2 separate regions of the Mus musculus genome follow, and region 2 is linked to region 1. The links are chromatin loops, found by intact Hi-C in ENCODE. Cell type or tissue: heart. All regions are shown on one strand. Each heading gives the region's core, and the rest is flanking DNA. Links, peaks and the distances in the headings are about the cores only.

Evidence for each region. Peaks named below come from ENCODE experiments on the same cell type or tissue, not always from the same donor. Only the 100,000 strongest peaks of a DNase experiment are listed, where the experiment ranks them.
Region 2: a loop joins it to region 1, with 2.4 times the contacts of the local background. A loop is called at or near these places in 4 of 42 quality-filtered maps.

The regions. Positions count from the first base shown.
Region 1 is chr10:88,723,286-88,732,788 of GRCm38, reverse strand. It overlaps Gm4925 (predicted gene 4925), which reads left to right and starts at 1,688. Exons shown (of 1, transcript NM_001037166.2): 1 at 1,688-3,248. The coding sequence starts at 2,073. The coding sequence ends at 2,471. It overlaps Arl1 (ADP-ribosylation factor-like 1), which reads right to left and starts at 1,375. Exons shown (of 6, transcript NM_025859.3): 1 at 1,225-1,375. The coding sequence starts at 1,228. In heart, for the core only: CTCF peaks have their summits at 1,838, 5,447 and 7,242 (motif pointing right); DNase peaks (open chromatin) are centred at 1,388 and 1,778; H3K4me3 peaks cover 1,616 bases; H3K27ac peaks cover 1,387 bases; H3K27me3 peaks cover 894 bases.
Region 2 is chr10:88,446,461-88,455,963 of GRCm38, reverse strand. Gnptab (N-acetylglucosamine-1-phosphate transferase, alpha and beta subunits) reads right to left here. Exons shown (of 21, transcript NM_001004164.3): 21 at 8,640-9,503. Among named protein-coding and RNA genes, the nearest start is that of Sycp3, 8.4 kb to the left of the region's middle. In heart, for the core only: no CTCF peak of the experiment used is centred there; a DNase peak (open chromatin) is centred at 4,583.

The sequences.
Region 1 (9,503 bases), core at 912-8,911:
GGCACAAATACTTTGCCTTCAAAAGTCACTAAAGGGAGGAAAAAAAAAAAAAGATTCACAATAGAAAGTGAGAAAACGGAAACGTGGGGGATATGAAGAATATGCTCAACATATAATATACACGGATACACACACAATTTTAAAAATAAAAGGCAAGGCCTTTTGGCTAGTGGTCCAATAGGAGGCTAAACCAATAGCAGTGAGTCTGAGGCCACCTTTGGCTGCAGAGTGAGTTGCGTTCAAGACTTGACAACTTAGTGAGATCCTATCTCAAAGTTTTAAAAGGGCTGGGGCTATACAGCTCAGCAGAAGGGCGTTGCCTAGCATACTAAGGGTTGACTTCCAACAGCGCTCCCTTGTAGGCATACAAACGCACACGCACACGGAAAGGAGAGGAGAGGAGAGGAGAGGAGGAAGAAAGGAAGAGATATTACACTTTGCTATTTGAGGGGAATGGCAGAATTAAAGCTGCCCACTCTAGAAAAGCGAACACGGAGCAAGCTGTATACAGAAAGAATGGGTGTGACCTGACAAAGTCCTTTTGCCCGTTTAGACGTCTAGATTTGGAAAAACAACGCCGAAAGGTTACAGAGAACCGAACGGAACTATAATGCACCGGATCCACACACTTCTGAGAAAACTGAGTAAATACTGACAGAAACCGAAGATTTTGCAACTCCTAGAAGCTCCACCTGTACCGGAGCATCACCACCGTCGGGTGCGCTCGGACGTCTACCGTAGTTCCCTCACCTGGAGAAGTGCGAATCAGCGAAGCGACATGAACATCTCACTCCCTGTCCCACCGGACTTCACAATCCACCTAACTCCATCCACCATATCTACGGACAGCTAACTACAGCGGGCGAGCAGACAGGAGCAGCGCAAGGATCAACAAACAACACCGGTCCTCGGGTTTCTCAGAAGTGACGCAGTCCCAACACCCACCCCGATGCCACCAAGCTTCCACGAAGGATCAGACACCTCGGTGAACCTTCAGCTGCCTGGCTGCCAGGCACCCGACGCCCCGTTCCGCCTACCCAACCGAGATGGGGGATGCAGGATGAGGGGAAAAGGCCGGGCTGGGATCAGTCCGGACCCCGCGGGTGCAAAGGACCGAGCCGGGAGGCGGAATCTCCCTGCAGGTGAAGAGCCAAGGTAGCGAAGAGCTGCCCCGCGGCCCGGCCGGTCCCCTCGGTCGCCTGACGCCCTTCCCACGCTCCTCACCCATGATGAACCGCCGCCGCGCCCTCGCCGATCCTCAGAGACAGGCCGGGACTCGGCAGCGACTCCTAGTTGAGCCTGGGCGCCGCCACCTCCGCTACTCCCGGACTCCGGTTCCGAAGCGGACTCCTCCAAGCCTGGTCGGCCAGCAACTTCCACGTCGTCCACCCAGCGGGGGCGGGAGCCGGGGCGAAAGGCCACTGCGACTGCGCGCTGGACACGGAGGTCTGGGCGTCCGCGTCGGCGCTTTCGATGCAACTCCCAGGCGCTCTGAGCGTAGCAGAAATGAACGCCACAACTATAACAAAAAAAAATTTAAGACAAAAGTGTTTCCTGATTCCACTTTTCTGGACAATAAGGCCTTCTCAAATATTAAAATGAGACTTTTTCGTGTTAAATTCTGATATCATAAAGTGGCGAATCGGCCAACGGAAAATAAAAGCTCGATAAAGCGAAGGCACAGAATGCTGGCGCTGGTTGCAGCGTCCCGGTGGTTGCACATCTGCGGAGGCGGTCCACTTTCCTCTAAATGCATTCCCGCAGGAGGAGCCAGGGTTACGTAATAATAACGAGAAAGCTCACCCGCAGTCACTGCATACCACCAACACGGGGCACCCTCGTACCCGAGGTGTCTAATTTTTGATCTCTGGGTGGCCACCTGACCGACCACCCTTCCGCCTCCGCAGAACTGGGAACTTCTTGCCTCCTGCAACTTGAGTTGGAAGTTAGGTAGTTTTCGATAGTGAAAGGGTTTGGTGTTTCTTAAAATTCTTAGAAACGCGTCTTGCTTCTGCGCAGCCTCTCAGAGGCTCGAGGCGCGCTCCAGGTCGGATCCACCTGTAACCCACGCCATGGCTAAGGAAGGCACTGCTGCTGGAGTTGTCATGGACGTCAATACGGCTTTGCAAGAGGTGCTGAAGACCGCCCTGGTCCACGATGGCCTAGCGCGAGGAATTCACGAAGCTGCCAAAGCCTTAGGCAAGCGCCAAGCCCATCTCTGTGTGCTTGCATCCAATTGTGATAAACCTATGTACATCAAGTTGGTGGAAACCCTCTGTGCTGAGCACCAGATCAACCTAATTAAGGTTGATGACAACAAGAAGCTGGGGGAATGGGTAGGCCTCTGCAAAATTGATCGAAAGGGGAAACCTCGGAAAGTGATAGGTTGCAGCTGTGTGGTGGTTAAGGACTTTGGCCAAGAATCTCAGGCGAAAGATGTCATTGAAGAGTACTTCAAATGCAGAAAATGAACAAAAAAATTGGCTTATTTTCTGTTAAGTTTCTCAAAACAGAAAAGTACAATTATCTCAAGCTCTTGAGTTTTCGCCGGAAATAATAATAGCCCTTTTTTAGGAAGTTTTCTTCCACATGGAAACATTGCATTATTATGTTCTGGTTTATAATGAAAATGGTCATCTTTTTGGAAATTTACAAACTGCCTAAGATTTAGTCTAGCATTATTGGGGCTTTTTTTTTTTTTTTTCTCGAGACAGGGTTTCTCTGTGTAGCCCTGGCTGCCCTACAACTCACTTTGTAGACCAGGCTGGCCTCGAACTCAGAAATCCACCTGCCTCTGCCTCCCGAGTGCTGGGATTGAAGGCGTGCAACACCACCTCCCGGCCTGCATTACTAGGGTTTAATTGACAAAATATTATATGTATGTTGCACAGTGTGAGATAGATATATAGGTATATATAGATATATATACACACACACATACATACATATGCATGAGAGAGAAATGATTACCGTGAAAATAGGCAAACCCTCATATTCCCTTTTCCTGTAGGTTGAGTACACTGAAGATCTATTTGGCAATTATCAAATAGGCAGTGTATTGTTATTAAATATGGTCATCATGCTGTGACTATACATCTAAGGGACTTGTTCATCCTGTTGGAAAAGAATCTGTACCATCTTACTGATGTATCTGCATCCCTGCTCCATCCCCTGACAGTCACCATTGCGCTCTCGGCTTCGGAGTTGTCTCCATAGACTCTACTTATGAATTAAACCTTCCAACGCCCTCGTAGGTGGAAATGTGTGATTTTTGTACTAAGCTTATTTCATTTAGCAGGATGACTTCTACATTCATTTTATACGTGAGATTATTTCCTTTTTAAGGCTGGCTAGTTATTGTTAAGCATGTGCATTTGTACATTCGCATCATATTTTCCACATTAATAAGCTTATTCAGGTTGATTTTATACCTTCTTATGTAGATTTATTTTTTATAGTTCTTGAGTGTCTGTGTGCCCATGGCATGCATGTAAGTATGTACACATGAGGACCGATGCTCTCAGAAGCCAGCAACATCTGGAGCTGTCCAGAGCTGGAGTTATAGACAATTGTGAACCCCGTGTTTGTGGGTGCTGCAATCTAAGTCAGGGTCTTCTGCAAGAATAGTCATTATTAGCTGATGGGCCACCTCTTTAGCCCCCACTGATGCTTTGTATCGACAGTCATGATTCATACTGCGTTAAACATAGGTGCACATTGCATTCTGACATGCTGATTTCATTATCTTAAGATGAATACCACAAAGTAGATGCTACAGTGTTTATTTTGCTTTTTAAGGAACCTCCATTTGGTTTTCCATAATGGCTATAATAGCTTACATTCATACCAAGAGTCTCTGTTTTGTTTTTTACTTAAATTTACTACACAGATGTTGAATTATTTCAGCACTTTCATCTTCACCCAAAGCCCTGAATTCACGGAAACATTCCTTGCAAGGAAAAGTCATTTGAGAAAGTGAATTTCTACCTAAACACCTGTAAGGTCTGGAGAATGATCTCTCTCTAGACTGAGCCAATATTGAGTTTATTAAGTATGCAATAAGCAAAAGTAAGACATTAAATAGCCGATAGGAGACAGAAGCAACAAATAATAAAAACAACATCAATTAGGGTGTTCATAACATCCGGCAGACAACTGGGGTAGCCCAACTGACAGAGCAGACAGAAGGTAGTATCAAATCCAGAACCTTTAAATACCCAGCAGATGTCATCAAGAATCCTCACCGAGGAAACAAACTAGAGTTCCTGATCAGTGTATCCTGAGGTTGAGGCTTCAGTGTAAAAGAAATAACAGCAGACAGAATCGTTGAGTCAGACTTAGTCATCCGGCAGAAACCAACTGGGGAAAGAACCCAGAAAGCAATGCAAGATTGAAGAATCCAGGAGCGCAGCATTTGTTCACTGATGAGCCTCCCGCGGCTAAATTCTGGCTGTCTCCACTCTGGGCATTTTTCTGTCGTGGGGCAAATACCAGAAATGCCTGTGGGGGTGCTTCACCTTCCAGCTGTTCTCGAGGGCACAAGGATGATTTTCCTCTGTGTTCCTTTCTGCTTTTCTCTCCAGGTCACAGAGCCAGGGACCAACCTGACTCAGCACAGGGGAGTTGTAGGACACTTGAGCCTGAAATAGGGCAGCCAGCCCTGTCTTCAGCTTCTCAGTTTAAGGAGCACATGATGAGATACCAGTTAATGACAACGCCTGAGCCTTTTTAAGGTTCGTTGTAAAGACTGCCTTGTCTTTGTATGCTTTACACATAAAGCATGCTTACAACTTCGCTGACCGTCTCATTCCCTCTCCCAGCTCTCTAACACAAGTTGCTACATTGATAGGTCTTTGGTACTTAAAACTTAGGCTCTTAGAGATTTACCTTGGAGTACAACTGCATAAAATACCTGAGAAAAATGGATTATCTTTAAAAGAGGACCAAAAGGAAAAATATGCCACATTTGTAAAGGCCAGGCAGCAAACATCTTTTTTTTTTTTAAGATTTATTATATACACAGTGTTCTGCATATATAGCTGTAGGTCAGAAGAGGGCTCTAGATCTCATTATAAATCTTTGAGAGACACCGTGTGTTTGCTGGGAATTGAACTCAGGACCTCGGGAAAAGCAGTCGGTGCTCTCAACCTCTGAGCCATCTCTTCCAGCCCCAGCACACACCTTTAATCCCAGCATTTGAGAGGCAAAAGCAGATGGATCTCTGACTTCGAGGCCAGCCAGGTCTACCTGGTGAGTTCCATGATAAGCCAGGGCTACATAGAGAGACACTGTCTCAGAAAGAGAGTGGGTGTGGAGTGGGGAACGGAAAAGAAAGAGAAAAATACACCACTATAAGACTCCTGTGAAAATAAGTCCCTGTAGGCAGATTTTGAAACTCTTATTTCTCAAAGCTTCCACAATAAGGAGTAATCTCTGCAGTTCCTCCCAGCACCAGCAGGTGACTGCCAAGTGTAACTCCAGTTCCAGGTTATATTAGGGTTTTCTAGAGACTCAGTCCACAGGCTGGATATCTCAGCTGATATTCAGGAGATGCTGGAATCCCAAAGAAGCAGGCTCCAAGTCAGTGAAAGAATGGATATGCTGGCAAGGTGAAGGTAAGCAGGCAAAGGGCAAAACCTCCCTTCTTCCATGCCCTTTTGTAGGCTTTCAGCAGAAGGTGTGGCCCAGACTATATTAGATTTAAGGTGATTAGATTAGATTAGATTAGATTAGATTAATTAGATTAAAGGTGTGTCTTCCCGCCTCAACATCCAAATAAAAACAAAACAAAAACAAAAACAGCCGGTCGTTGTGGCACATGCCTTTAATCCCAGCACTTGGGAGGCAGAGGCAGGTGGATTTCTGAGTTCGAGGCCAGCCTGGTCTACAAAGTGAGTTCCAGGACAGCCAGGGCTACACAGAGAAACCCTGTCTCGAAAAACCAAACCAAACAAACAAACAAAACTCTGTCTTCCTATCTCAAAGATCCAGACTAGAAGTGAATTTACCCAAGCACAAATAATCTCAAGTCTGCCCTCCATTTCTGGATTATAGTTATTTCCAGATTCAGTCAAGGTGACAATCAAGAATAGCCATCACAGCCAGCCAGTGGTGGTGTACACCTTTAATCTCAGTATTTGGGAGGCAGAGGCAGGTGGATTTCTTAGTTCAAGGCCAGCCTAGTCTACAGAGTGAGTTCCAGGACAGCCAGGGCTATACAAGAAACCCTGTCTCAAAAACAAAAGCAACAACAACAACAACAACAAATAGCCATCACGCTGCGGATTCCATTGTTCTGATCTCCATGGGCTCCTATGTGTATCAAGCATACACACATACAGTCAGGCAAACACCTATGCATAAAATTAAATATATTTTAAAGTGTAATCGTTGAGGAAATAGAACTATAAAGTCATGCTAACGATGCTTGTATTGGGAGCTTTGCATTCTAATTCTTGAGACAACCACATTTATTGACTTGTTTGATGTGTTCACTCAAATGTCATCCTTAAAGTTGCAACATACCCCACTTCCCATTGCTCTAACTTTTAGGACAAATTCTTAACAAAAACAAAATAAATCTCATTCACTATGTGCTTGTCTTATGCTTATTTTCTTACATTCACTAAAATGTAAGATACATGAATTTTTATTACAGAAGAGCAGTAAGACATTTGTTTTTGTTGTTATTGTCTGTTTGGGTGTTTGAGACAGAATCTCAACTATGTAGCCCTAGCTATCCTAGCACTCACTATGTAGCTGGTCTCGTGTGTGGACCACAATGCCCAGCTATATGTTAAATTATAAAATAAGACTTGTGGACTAATGCAATGATCATTACTTTAATTCTTTTTTTGTTGTTGTTTTGTTTTGTTTTGTTTTCGATACAGGGTTCTCTGTATAGTCGTCGCTGTCCTGGAACTCACTCTATAGACCAGGCTGGCCTCGAACTCAGAAATCCACCTGCCTCTGCCTCCCGAGTGCTGGGATTAAAGGTGTGCGCCACCACGCCCGGCTATTACTTTAATTCTTAAATGTTCTATAATATTAGTGAGTTTGTTACAACAGTCATAAATGAATCACTGTCTTTTTTTGTTTGTTTGTTTTGTTTTGTTTCGAGACAGGGTTTCTCTGTATAGTCCTGGCTGTCCTAGAACTCACTTTGTAGACCTGGCTGATGAATCACTGTCTTAATGTCATACTGGAGATCAAACTATCAAAGAGTGTCCCTAGTCAAGAGCAGCCACTAGGTGGAGGTGGTGCTTTAAGCTAATTGCTGTTAGACACCAGTCACTTGGTCAGTTTAGTAGAAGCAAGGAATAACTTTCTATTTTACCTGTTTTCTGGGAGAGTCTTGCCATCCAGGCTGCCACTGAACTTGTGATCCTCCCGCATCAACTTTCTAATTGCTAGGTTTAGAGATCTGTGCAGGCACAGTGGCTCCAACTTCAGAGTAACCTGTTTAACCAGAATCCCACTCTGTATCCCAGGCTGACCTCTAACGCAGAGCTTCTCCTACCTCAGCTGTCCCAAATGCTTGGATTACAAACACAAGCCACCAAACCCAGCCAATTTCATCTTTGTCCGATGCTATAATCCAATAATAACTCACTAAGATTTAAAATTAGATGTATTTTCACCAATACCCCCCCCCATTTAAACTCACATTTCATTTTGAGGTAAAGGAAGAAGGCAGCAATTACAGCGTTATGAGATTCTGTGGCCCCTCGGCTAGAAAGCAATTAAGTTTCTCTTCTTCCACTAAGGATCTTGAAGTTGACCATGGCTGCCAGGGGCGGAGGTCTCCTGGGGCAGTAGCAGGATCTGTCCATGGTGGTCTCATGTTCCTGAGCCTGGCCTGACCCAGGAACCAGCAAATTTTCAGTGAAGACCATTGGTAATGGGACATACTGCAGCCTCCCAGAGGGAACAGGATGCCACAGGTCAGGAAATTTTCACAGGAAGAGGCAGGAACGCTAGAGCTTACTGGTACACAGGAGGTAGGGGTCAACAGCATCCTCACAGAGTGCAATGGGATCATTGTCTTCACAGCCTTACTCCTGGTTCCCGTGTAGCCTCTCCAAAGGGTAGGACAGGGTTAGCTCTTAAGTCCAACACAGATCCACCGGTTCATCAGCACGGGGATTGGCGTCTTTTCCAGCTCGTTTTCACATCGCTCTGAGAGAGAGGTTGGGAAACAGCATCTAGCTGTATTGGAAATTTTTTGTTTGTGTGTGTGTGTGTTTGTTTTTCGGGACAGAGTTTCTCTGTGTTCCCATGGTGGTCCTGGAATTAACCCGTAGACGAGATTAGCCTCGGCGCCTGGCTCTGCCTCCCTAGTGCTGGGATTAAAGGTGTGTGCCATGGCGCCCGCCATATTGTGACTTTTCTTTCCTTCGAAGCCGACTTCCTGTCAAACAGTCTTTGACTCTTTAGTCTAAAGAAAGGACCTGGAGGCGGTCCTGGATTCCTTTCTCTTAATACCTGGGAATGTTTCAACCTTCCAATTTGCTGTGCAGCTCCTGAAGCCCCAGTCCTGAGCTGCTGAGAGCCTGTGTCAACTCTTCTATCACACGCGGCAACGCCCGGGCTGAGGAGGGAACACCCAGGGATTCTGGCTGTCTCTGCACCGATATTACTCTTGAAAGCTTTGCAACTTTCCAAAGGTTTGAAGTTCAGTCCACACCTCAATTCAGCCCTCCTTGGTTTTTGTTGTTGTCGTTTGTTGTCTTTTTCACTTTTGGGAGGTTTTCTTCCCAGACAAGAACTCTGTTAGCCTGAGATAACCTTGAGCATGCTGAAATATTTCTGCTCCAGTTTCCCTATTGCTGGGATTACAGCTTGTAACAGCATACAACTGCTTTCTGAGGCCTTAACCAAAGAACTCACCAGCACACCACGAACTTTCTCTTATTTTGCTACATGGAGAAACTTGATATAAAGGAAGTCTCATTTTCTGATCCTTCCGGTCCTTGGCCAGCTGTTTGCATATAGACACAACCATTCTCTCCCATTATCCCTTCCTGTACTCAGTGCCCAGAAGCCAAATGATACTTTCAATATGCCACCTAGAATCTCTGAGCCCACTCTGGAAATTCATTAGCTATGTGACATAAATTTCCTGTTGCTACAAGGTGATTTTTTTTGTGTGACCCTTACATAGTTTTCTGTCACCATTCACTCTTTCTAGCCTCCAGTGACACATTTGTCCCCAGCCTGGTGGCCCTTCCTTAACAGCTTGTTGGTCCTCCACCTCTAACAACCTCTTGTTTTTCCAGTTCCCATCCACTATGCTCAAAACCCAAAGTCACATGCTTTAAAATTTCATGTACCCATGTCTGCTACTGATTTCCATGTCTGTTAGTTATTGCTGTGCACTAAACTGCTTTAGAAATGAGGCCAGGCCAGGCACACTGGTGTGTGCAATCCCAGCAATCGAGAGACAGAAGCAGAAAGGTACGTCCCAGGCCAGCCCATTTTACCTTATAAGTTCCAGGGCAACC
Region 2 (9,503 bases), core at 505-8,504, 280 kb after region 1:
TGTTTGTTTTCATTTTAATCAGTGGTTCCTTTTTCTATCTCCAATAAATTATATTTCTTGTTTTCTTTACATCCCGGTCACAGCCTCCTCCCTCCTCTCCTCCCAGTCCCACCCTTGCAAGCCCCTCCTTCCATTAGCCCCTCCTCTTCTCCTCTTGGGTACTATCCCACCCTGGGACATCTAGTCCTGACAGGACTAGACACATCCTCTCCCACTGAGGACCAAGCAGATAGTCCAGTTAGGAGAAGGGGATCCAATGGCAAGGAACAGAGACCAAGACAGCCCATGCTCCACTTGTTAAGGGGCCCACACGAAGGCTAAGCTGCTCATCTGCTGCAAATATGTAGGGGGGAGGACAGGTCCAGCCCCTGCATGCTCCCTGCATGGCCCAGTGTGAGACCTGGTGGGCCCAGGTTAGTTGACTCTGTGGGTCTAGGAGGGCTAGGAGTGCGAATGGAAATCAGTGTGTGTCGGGCATTTCTGGGACTAGCTGGAGGCCTGGGATGGGAGAGGATACAGGGAGTCTATGGGGATGACCCTAGCTGAAATTCCTACCAGAAGAGGATAGAGAGACTGAAGCGATCATCTCCTGTAGCCAGACAGGACTTCCAGAGGAGAGAGGGAGGGAGGGAGGGAGGGAGGGAAGGAGGGAGGGAGGGAGGGAGGGAGGGAGGGAGGGAGGGAGGGAGACATCAAGCCACCCACAAAACCTTCAACTCAAAATTTATCTTGCCCACAAGATGTTCAGGGACAAAGATGGAGCAGAGACTGAGAGACCTGCTAACCTCAAATAAAGAGATCAGATAGAACTGCTCCAATCTGAGACTTCTCCCATGTGAAAGAGCCAACACCTGACACTACCTGACTCCGCTAGTATTTCTTTCTTTCTTTCTTTCTTTCTTTCTTTCTTTCTTTCTTTTTTTTTTTTTTTTTTCGAGACAGGGTTTCTCTGTGTAGCCCTGGCTGTCCTGGAACTCACTGTGTAGACCAGGCTGGCTTCAAACTCAGAAATCCACCTGCCTCTGCCTCCCGAGTGCTGGGATTAAAGGTGTGTACCACCATGCCTGGCTTCCCGCTAGTATTTCTAAGAGGCCTGCTGCCTTTGTTTGTTTGTTTGTTTGTTTTTTGTTTTCTCTCTTAGTTTGGGCTACTATTGCTATGATGAAACACCATGATGAAATGCAAGTTGGGGAGGAAAGGGTTTATTTGGCTTATACTTTCACATCTATATTCCTTGAAGAAGAAATCAATTCAGGGACTTAGACAGGGAGGGAACCTGGAGGCAGCAGCTGATGTGCATGGATGGATGCTGCTTACTGGCTTGTTCCCTGTGGCTTTTCAGCCTGCTTAGGGTAGCCTGGCTGTCCTGAAACTGGCTCTGTAAACCACACTGGCCTCCAACTCAGAGCTCCACCTGCCTCTGCCTCCTGAATGCTGGGATTAAAGACATGCACCCTGCTTAGCTTGATTTTTTATAGGACCCAGGACCACTTGCCTAGAGATAGCATCACCTACAGTGGGCTGGGCCCTCCCACATCAATCACTAATTTAAAAAATTAATTAAAATGCATAATAAAAGATAAATATAACTAATCATCCTAGAACTCCTTCTGTATGCCAGGCAGGCTTAGTTAGTTTTGGTTTATTTGAGATGGTGTTTCTCTGTGTAGCGCTGATAGACAGACAGACAGACAGACACACTTGTTTGTTTGGCTTGTTGGCTGGTTTTGTTGTTTTGATTTGATTTTTTTTTCAGCAAGTGTGGCCCAGTACCTACACAAGCCCAGACACAAGAAATAAACAAGTAAAGATCTCTGAAATACAAATCTGGTGTGAGCCCTAGGTTGGCCACACACACACACACACACACACACACACACACACACACACACACATGTAATATTAATTTATAAGGAGCTACATCCACACGTGTGAGGGAAAGGGGACGTGACACAATCTCAACAGCCATCCACGCATGTCTCCTTAGTCTGGCCATGGAGGAGAGACTGAGGAAAGCTGCAGCAGTGGCTACTACAGAAGCTTGGAGTGTCACGGACCCGAATGACTACACCAGCAGCTATTTCACTGAAGATATAGATGCAGAGGTTAGGGATTCTGACCCCATCTTTGCCTGCTAAAAGTGATGGAAGTGGCTGAGAAGTTGACAAACCCAATATGCTTTTTCATTGTTGTTCCTCACAGTTTTTTTTTTTTGTTGTTGTTGTTGTTGGTAGTTTGTTTATTTCTAAGTATCTCTTATGGAAGCGTTTTCTCAAGTGGGGTCCCCTTTTCTCTGATGACTCAAGTTGATATAAAATTATCCAACAAGGAAGACAGGAGTACAATTTTGTCTGACAGACTGAGATGGCATGGTATATTCTTGGTTATCAGAATATTCAAGTCGCATGGGGTTTTTAGCTGGTGCACTTTTCAATGTGTAGGCAGGCTTGACACATTCTATATGGGCTCAATCACCTAACTGTGCATAGAAACACAGGATCTAGACAGACTCGTCAATTGAGCTGCTTGTGACTGGATGGTACTGGTTTTGGCTTCTTGTGTTGTTTTCTGTAATGCATATATTAAATTTTTCTTTTAAGCCCCCTTTTTAGAAAAGTATTATGTGCTGCTCTAAGTCCAGGCAGGCGTTGAAAGTACCTTGTTTGTAAGTCTTTTGGGTGGCTTTATGACTGGTATTCAAGGTTTTTTTTTTCTTTTTTTTTCAAGTTTTTTTTTCCCATTTTTTATTAGTTATTTAGCTCATTTACATTTCCAATGCTATACCAAAAGTCCCCCATACCCACCCACCCCCTTTTTTCAAGTTTTATTCTAACCCATAGTTACTTTTAAGTTGTCTGGCTTATAGGTAATCAAAGTCTATGAAGGTCTGTGAAGTCAAACTTCATCCTCTGTGTTCTTGGACCGAACAGCTCTGCTGAACATCATGTAAAAGCAAACATCTGGAGCCCTCCCATTCATTGTTGCCAACGTCAGGATTTCTACGTGAGGGATGTGAGCATCTTGAAGACCACTCCATGTGTGCACTGAGACTTGGTGCAGTTTGGGTTCCCACTGGCTGGTGGTAGAACAGCCAGGCGGTCATGTCAGCTTACTTTTGGGGAGACGAAGGGCCACCCCTACTGGGCTTCAGCTTTCGGGAGTTCTCTTTTTCATGCTGCTTTTATAGCCTGCTACCACGTAGAACTCTTCCAATGTTTGGTTAAGTTTGTTCTAAAGTGTCCCAAGCATATTTTCTTACTGTGTGTGTATGTTTGTGTGTGTGTGTACCTATGTGTGAAACACTAAGGAGATCAAAAGACAACTTGCAGGAGTTGGCTTTCTCATTTCCTCATATGGGTTCAAGGTATCAAAATCAGACCCTCTGACTTGGCAGGAGACAACCTTTATGCCACCTCGCCTGTCCTTCATGTACATTCTGATATTAGTATAAATAAAGGCAATTGTATTCTTTTCTAGTCCTCGTGTCTCTTTTTCCTGTGCTAAACCTCATTGATTAAACCATCCAGCACAATGCCAAAGAGCAGTGGAGGGAACGGGCTCTTTGTTCTATGAATCCACGTCTCACTCGGATTCAGTCCCAGCTTGCCTACAACTCACTGACCTGCAGCAGTCTTCTTGCTTCAGCCCCCAGTACACCGGCTGTGCCACCACATCTACCTAGCTTTTATAAACCATGACAGTTACAGGCAGTTGTTAGCCATTCTGTGTTTGCTGGGAACTTGCTGGGAAACATTACAAAAAAAAAGTACACATTCTTAATCACTGAATCATCGCTCCAGCCCTGTGTGTATGCCCACTTAAGATCTAGACTCTGTGTATGGGAGAAATCATGTACTATCTTTATGTGGCATATTTCACGATCTCCAGTTCCTTCCGTCTTATTGCAAATATCACAGCTTTCCTTCCTTCTTTCTTTCTTTCTTTCTTTCTTTCTTTCTTTCTTTCTTTCTTTCTTTCTTTCCTTCCTTCCTTCCTTCCTTCCTTCCTTCCTTCCTTCCTTCCTTCCTTCCTTCCTTCCTCTCTCTCTCTCTCTCTCTCTCTTTCTTTCTTTCTTTCTTTCTTTCTTTCTTTCTTTCTTTCGAGACAGGGTTTCTCTGTGTAGCTTTGGCTGTCCTGGAACTCACTCTGTAGACCAGGCTGGCTTCGAACTCAGAAATCTGCCTGTCTCTGCCTCCGAAGTGCTGGGATTAAAGGTGTGTGCCACCACTGCCTAGCTCTCACAGCTTCATTCTTTAATTGCAGTCAAATAAAATTCCAGTGTGTATATGAACCACATTTTCTTTATCTAGTCATTGGCTGATGGGCATCTAGGCCAGTTCACAGAGAAAGAAATTTCATGTAGGATTCTAATTAAACAAAGCGAGCATTCTTCCTTCTGTCTCTTTTAGTTCCTGTGACTTAGCTACTGCTCTGTAACAGACCATTCTAAAACTCAGTAGCTTGAAAGAAGTACTGCTGCAGTTCAGAATTCTGTGGATCTCCATTTGGGGCTGATCTCCTCTGCCTCTGGCAGAGCTGCAGGGAGTGGGTAATCTAGTGGTTTTGTTTACAAGGTTGGGAGTATGCCAGCTCTTGGCTGAGATGCCTCAGTCAGTCTCTGGCTCATTCATGCCAAGGTTCCAGCTGAAGCCTAAAGAGGACTAAAGTCTCAAAGCTCTTTCTGAGTCTCTCATCAATCTCATTAACCCTCACCAACTGCCCCCCAACCCCGGCAAAAAAAAAAAAAAGAAATAGAAAATCAAATGACCTCAGCAAGCTTTAAACCGTGGAGCAATCCATTCCTTGTGATAAGAGGAACAGCAGTCTCATTGCAAGTCTTTGGACCCAGGTATGTTTGCTGGCACTTTTACATACCCCACCCGCCTTCACATTCTGGCATTACTGTGGTTTACAGATATTTTCTTTAGATATGGCAGATTATGTTTAGACCCTTTCACTGATTTCCCCCCACATCTTGCTTAGTTTAAAATGCTTATAACTCATCATCTCGGATCCTTGCTTGACTTAGCAACAACCAACACCATTAACCACCCGTACGTTTCTCTTTCATTTCTATCTTCTGTCTTATACAGTCCTTGATATTTTCCCACACACCTCTTATCTCCCACTCCCATCCACCTGTACCTTCTCGGTGTTCTTGCTAGCTCCTCCTCCTCCTCCAAAATCCAAAAGACTGTGTTGCAAATTCCCGGGCCTGCTTCCCTCAGTTCTTTTCTCAATGTTACTACCTTGTTTTATAGGCGCACACTGCTTCAAATATCAAACTTTCCTCAACTGTGGTTCAAGGACCATCCTGAATTGGGGTCTGATGGAGGGATGGGGTGGAGATGAGGCAGGCTGGCAAAGATGTGTTAAGCGGCACGTACTATCTGAAGAACATTCGTGTGACATAGCAGTCTCTTAGGAAACATCTTAGAGAGGTCAGTGAGATGGCTCAGCAGGTTGGGTGCTTGCTGTAGCAGCACAGTGACCTGAATTCCATCCCCGGAACCCAGAAAAAAACAAGGCAAAGGAGAGCCTTGACTGAACAAGATGTAACTGTAACTTGGCACGGATGTTTGTGGTCTTCAAGCTTAAAAGCTCTGGAACATTCTGGTTCAGGGCTCGAGTGTGGGGTGCAGTTCAGCTCTTGAGTCCATTGTGTGGCCCTGATGGGTCAGTAGCAGCTTGATTGCAATACAGTTTTTGTCATCTGCAATGACCTGGTGCTTGTGTTGTGTTGACTCTAAGTGGACCCTACTAACATTTGGTGCATTGGCCAGGACGACGGATGTTTTCTGGGGTCCAACAGGTGACACGCTTCCCTCTCGTCTACAATAATAATGGATCAAATAAAGAGATTTGAAAGTGTGTGTGTGAGTGATTGTCAGAAGCTAGACATCTGAGAGGAAGGAACTACAACTGAGAAAATGCCTCCAAACATTAGCCTGCAGGCAAGCCTGGGAAGGCTTGTCTTGACTGATGATTGATGTGGCCAAGCCCATCCCATGGCGGGCAGTACCAACCTCCCAGGCAGGCTGGTCCCAGAGTTGTCTAAGAAAGCAGCCTGAGCATGCCATGGAGAGCAAACCAGTAAGTAGCATCCTTCCATGGCTTCTGATTCAATGCCTACTTCCAGGTCCCTGGGTGGATTCCTGTCCTGACTTTCTTTAATCACTGGCTGTGATACAGAAATCCCTTTCCCCCAAGTTGTTTTTGGCAACACTGTTTTATTACAGCCATGGAAACCCTAACTAAGATGGTAGGTAAACAACTATACAATGTTGCTGGCACAGTGTAAGGTTAGAAGAAAGGTTGGCAGGTGAGGGAAAGAGAAGGAAGGATCAACTATGGATTTTAAAGCCACATTTAAAAATTAATCTTTTTTTTCTGTGCTGGGAATCTAAACCAGGGTCTTGTGCATGAGGGGTGGGACGGGCAGGTATTATAGTATTGAGCTACATATTAACTAATCTATATACTAGCCATATTTGGAGTCTTTACTTTGCTGTTTATATTTATCCTTTCAATAATGAAGCATTTTAAAGGTTGGTTGTATTTAATGACCAGATTTGAATTTCGCAACGCTTTCAAGTATAGCAGCTTGCCTTCAAGTTGGGCAAGCTAGGAACTTGGTCTTCCTTATCCAGGCGGCTTCATAGGCAGGCAGCGCCCTCGTGGACTTTGCAAGCCTCCTTTTGGGTGAAAGGTTCCATTTCTCAGGCCAGAAGTGGACAGCCTAGAGCAAGCCAATCAGTGTATTCATTCACAATCAGAACTTTCTGTATGAAACCAGAGTTGATGTTTTTGACCCCTCTGAGGGATATGAGAGTTAGGAAGCATGCCTTCATTCTGGGGGCAGAACTGACATGAAAGAGAGGCAGGGATGGACAGAGCTGAGCCATAGTCCTGGCAGGGTACATTAGTCAGGGGTCTCAAGAGGAAGACCACTGGTATGAATATATATTAAAGGGTAGTTTGTTAGATTGGCTTACACCATCTGCTCTGTGTTGTGGTTTGGACTTTTGTTATGTATTGTAATACTAATACTGGCTTCCAAGGCCTGGTTGCCCCCAGGGAAAAAGAGAATAAATATGCGCACGTACACAAGTCATACTTCATGATCACCCTAAAACTATCCCTGATTGGTGAATAAAGATGCCTATAGCCTATAGATGGGCAGAAGAGAGATAGGCAGAGTTTTGGGTTCCTGACAGGGCCGGTGAGTTTGCTCCACAGGTAAAGGCACGTGTTGCCAAGCCAAGCCAAGCCTGAAGGCCCAAGCTTGCTTCCTGAGATCCACGTCTCAGGAGAGAGCGGACTCCTACCAAGGGGTTTTCTGACTTCAGAACGTATGCTGTGTTGTGTACATGCCTCTCCGTGACACACACAATAGAAATACTTAAACTGGTTGTGGTGGTGCACGCCTTTAATCCCTGCACTCAGGAGGCAGGTGGATCTCTGTGGAATTTAATCAGCCATGTCATATTGCTGAGAGGGCAGAACCTTGGTAATGTGATCAATTGTGCATTTGATGAGAAGAGAATCTGTCCCCTTGTCTTTCCACCTTCTGCCCTGGCAGCACAGGGTATAATTTTACTTCTGTGGAGCATGGCATTCAAGTTGTCAACTGGAAACAGCAGCCCTCATCAGACAAGTGGACCTTTCCTCCACCTTGACCTTAGACTTCTCAACCCATAGAATTAACAGAAAATGCAATTCTATTCTTCATAAATGACCCATACTTGTTATTATTTCTTATAGAGGTTTTGAGATAAGGCCTCTTAGTTGCACAGGTTACCTGGAACTCACTATGTAGCTCAGGCTGACCTTGAACTCATGGCTAATCTCTTACCTGCCTCCTGAACGAAGGGATTACAAACTTGTGTTTTATTTCAGTATCACAAGTTGACTTAAGACACATTCTGACCTTTTATAGAATTGCCCCTGAAGGGTTTTACAAGCTTTTAACATTTCTGGCCATTGACTGCTGATCAAACCCTGTCCCAGCAACTTGCTGAATTGTTAGATAATGATTCCACAAATGCTTGTTTGTACTTAATTATCTACTCTATTACCAAACTTTTCACTAGGTCCAACTGCAGAAACCCATATTACACCCAAATGTCTATTATCTATATGTAATGCTCCCAAAATAAATTCTCAGCTTTTAAACAGTATATAGATGGTCCTTACATTTTTTTTTGACAAATTCCATTTAGAATCTACCCCCACTCTCATAAAGCAATATTCTCCAGCATGTTATATTTAACCTTTCTTTACATTACTTCACACTTAATAGTGTTCAGTGCAGAGCCTGAGAGCCAAGCACACACCACACAGACAACCATCCCATTGACTGTTCAGTCTGGACAACAGTAACCCCAATCTTCAGAGACTTAAAGCTCAAAGCACAGGGCTGGAGAGATGTCTCAGTGGTTAAGAGCACTGGCTCTTCTTCCAGAGGATATGGGTTCAGTCCCCAGAGCCTAGGTGATGGGTCCCAACCATTTGTAACTCCAGTTCTATGGGATCTGAAGCTATCATCTGGTCTCCAAAAACACCAGGCATCTGTATGGTGCATGCAGACAAAATACTCATATGTAATTAAGATAAAAATACTAACAATAAACTCAAAGTTTCAATAAGTGTGTTTTTTTATGAGACTTCAGTTTTTGAAATACACAAAATTTACAGCACAAACACAATATTTACATTTCAAGTTCTTATTACGAAAATGTGTGCCATTTTGGAGGAATACTACTGAGATCATGACTGAAGATATCTTCCAGAATTCAAAACCACCACATAATGACATAACACAGCATGACCAATATCAGGGTTTGCTTACCCACGTCAAAAATGATTCTCCCGTGGGCCAACAATGGCCCCGGGGGTCAAGTCTGGCTGAGGCCTGCTGCTTTTGTATAGCTGCAAACTAAAGCAGGTTTTCATCTTTTTATTGAGTTGCTCACCCCCCCCAAAAGGGGGGTGGGTAGGCAGTGTGGGCACATGTCCTAGCATTCAGGAAGCAGAGGCAGGTGAATCTCTAAGTTCAAGGCCAGCCTGGTCTTTAGAGTGAATTACCAAACAGCCAGAGCTACACAGAGAATCCCCGTCTTGAAAAATAACAAAGCAATAAAATAAAATAAACCTCCCAAAACACCAACAATAATAAATGTTAGCAAGGAAGACTATTTGACAAAGATGGATGTATCTCAAGTTCTTTACTGTTCTTTGACAGAAGTTGGTTAACCCCTGCTCTGTATAAAGTAAGCAGGGTGGGCATTGGAAGGTATCATGGGTTTCCAAATGGACACCATCACTCGCTGGTGCCATCAGCACTACTCATTTCTGAAGTGAGGCACTTTTGTTTGTATGTACATTTCCACGACATAATTACATCCGGTGAGCAGCACTGCTACGTGACACTAGCCCTTCGCAATCAGGCCCGCACACGAGGTCACAGTATTCTTGGGGAATGAGTTAAACAAGCTCAAAGC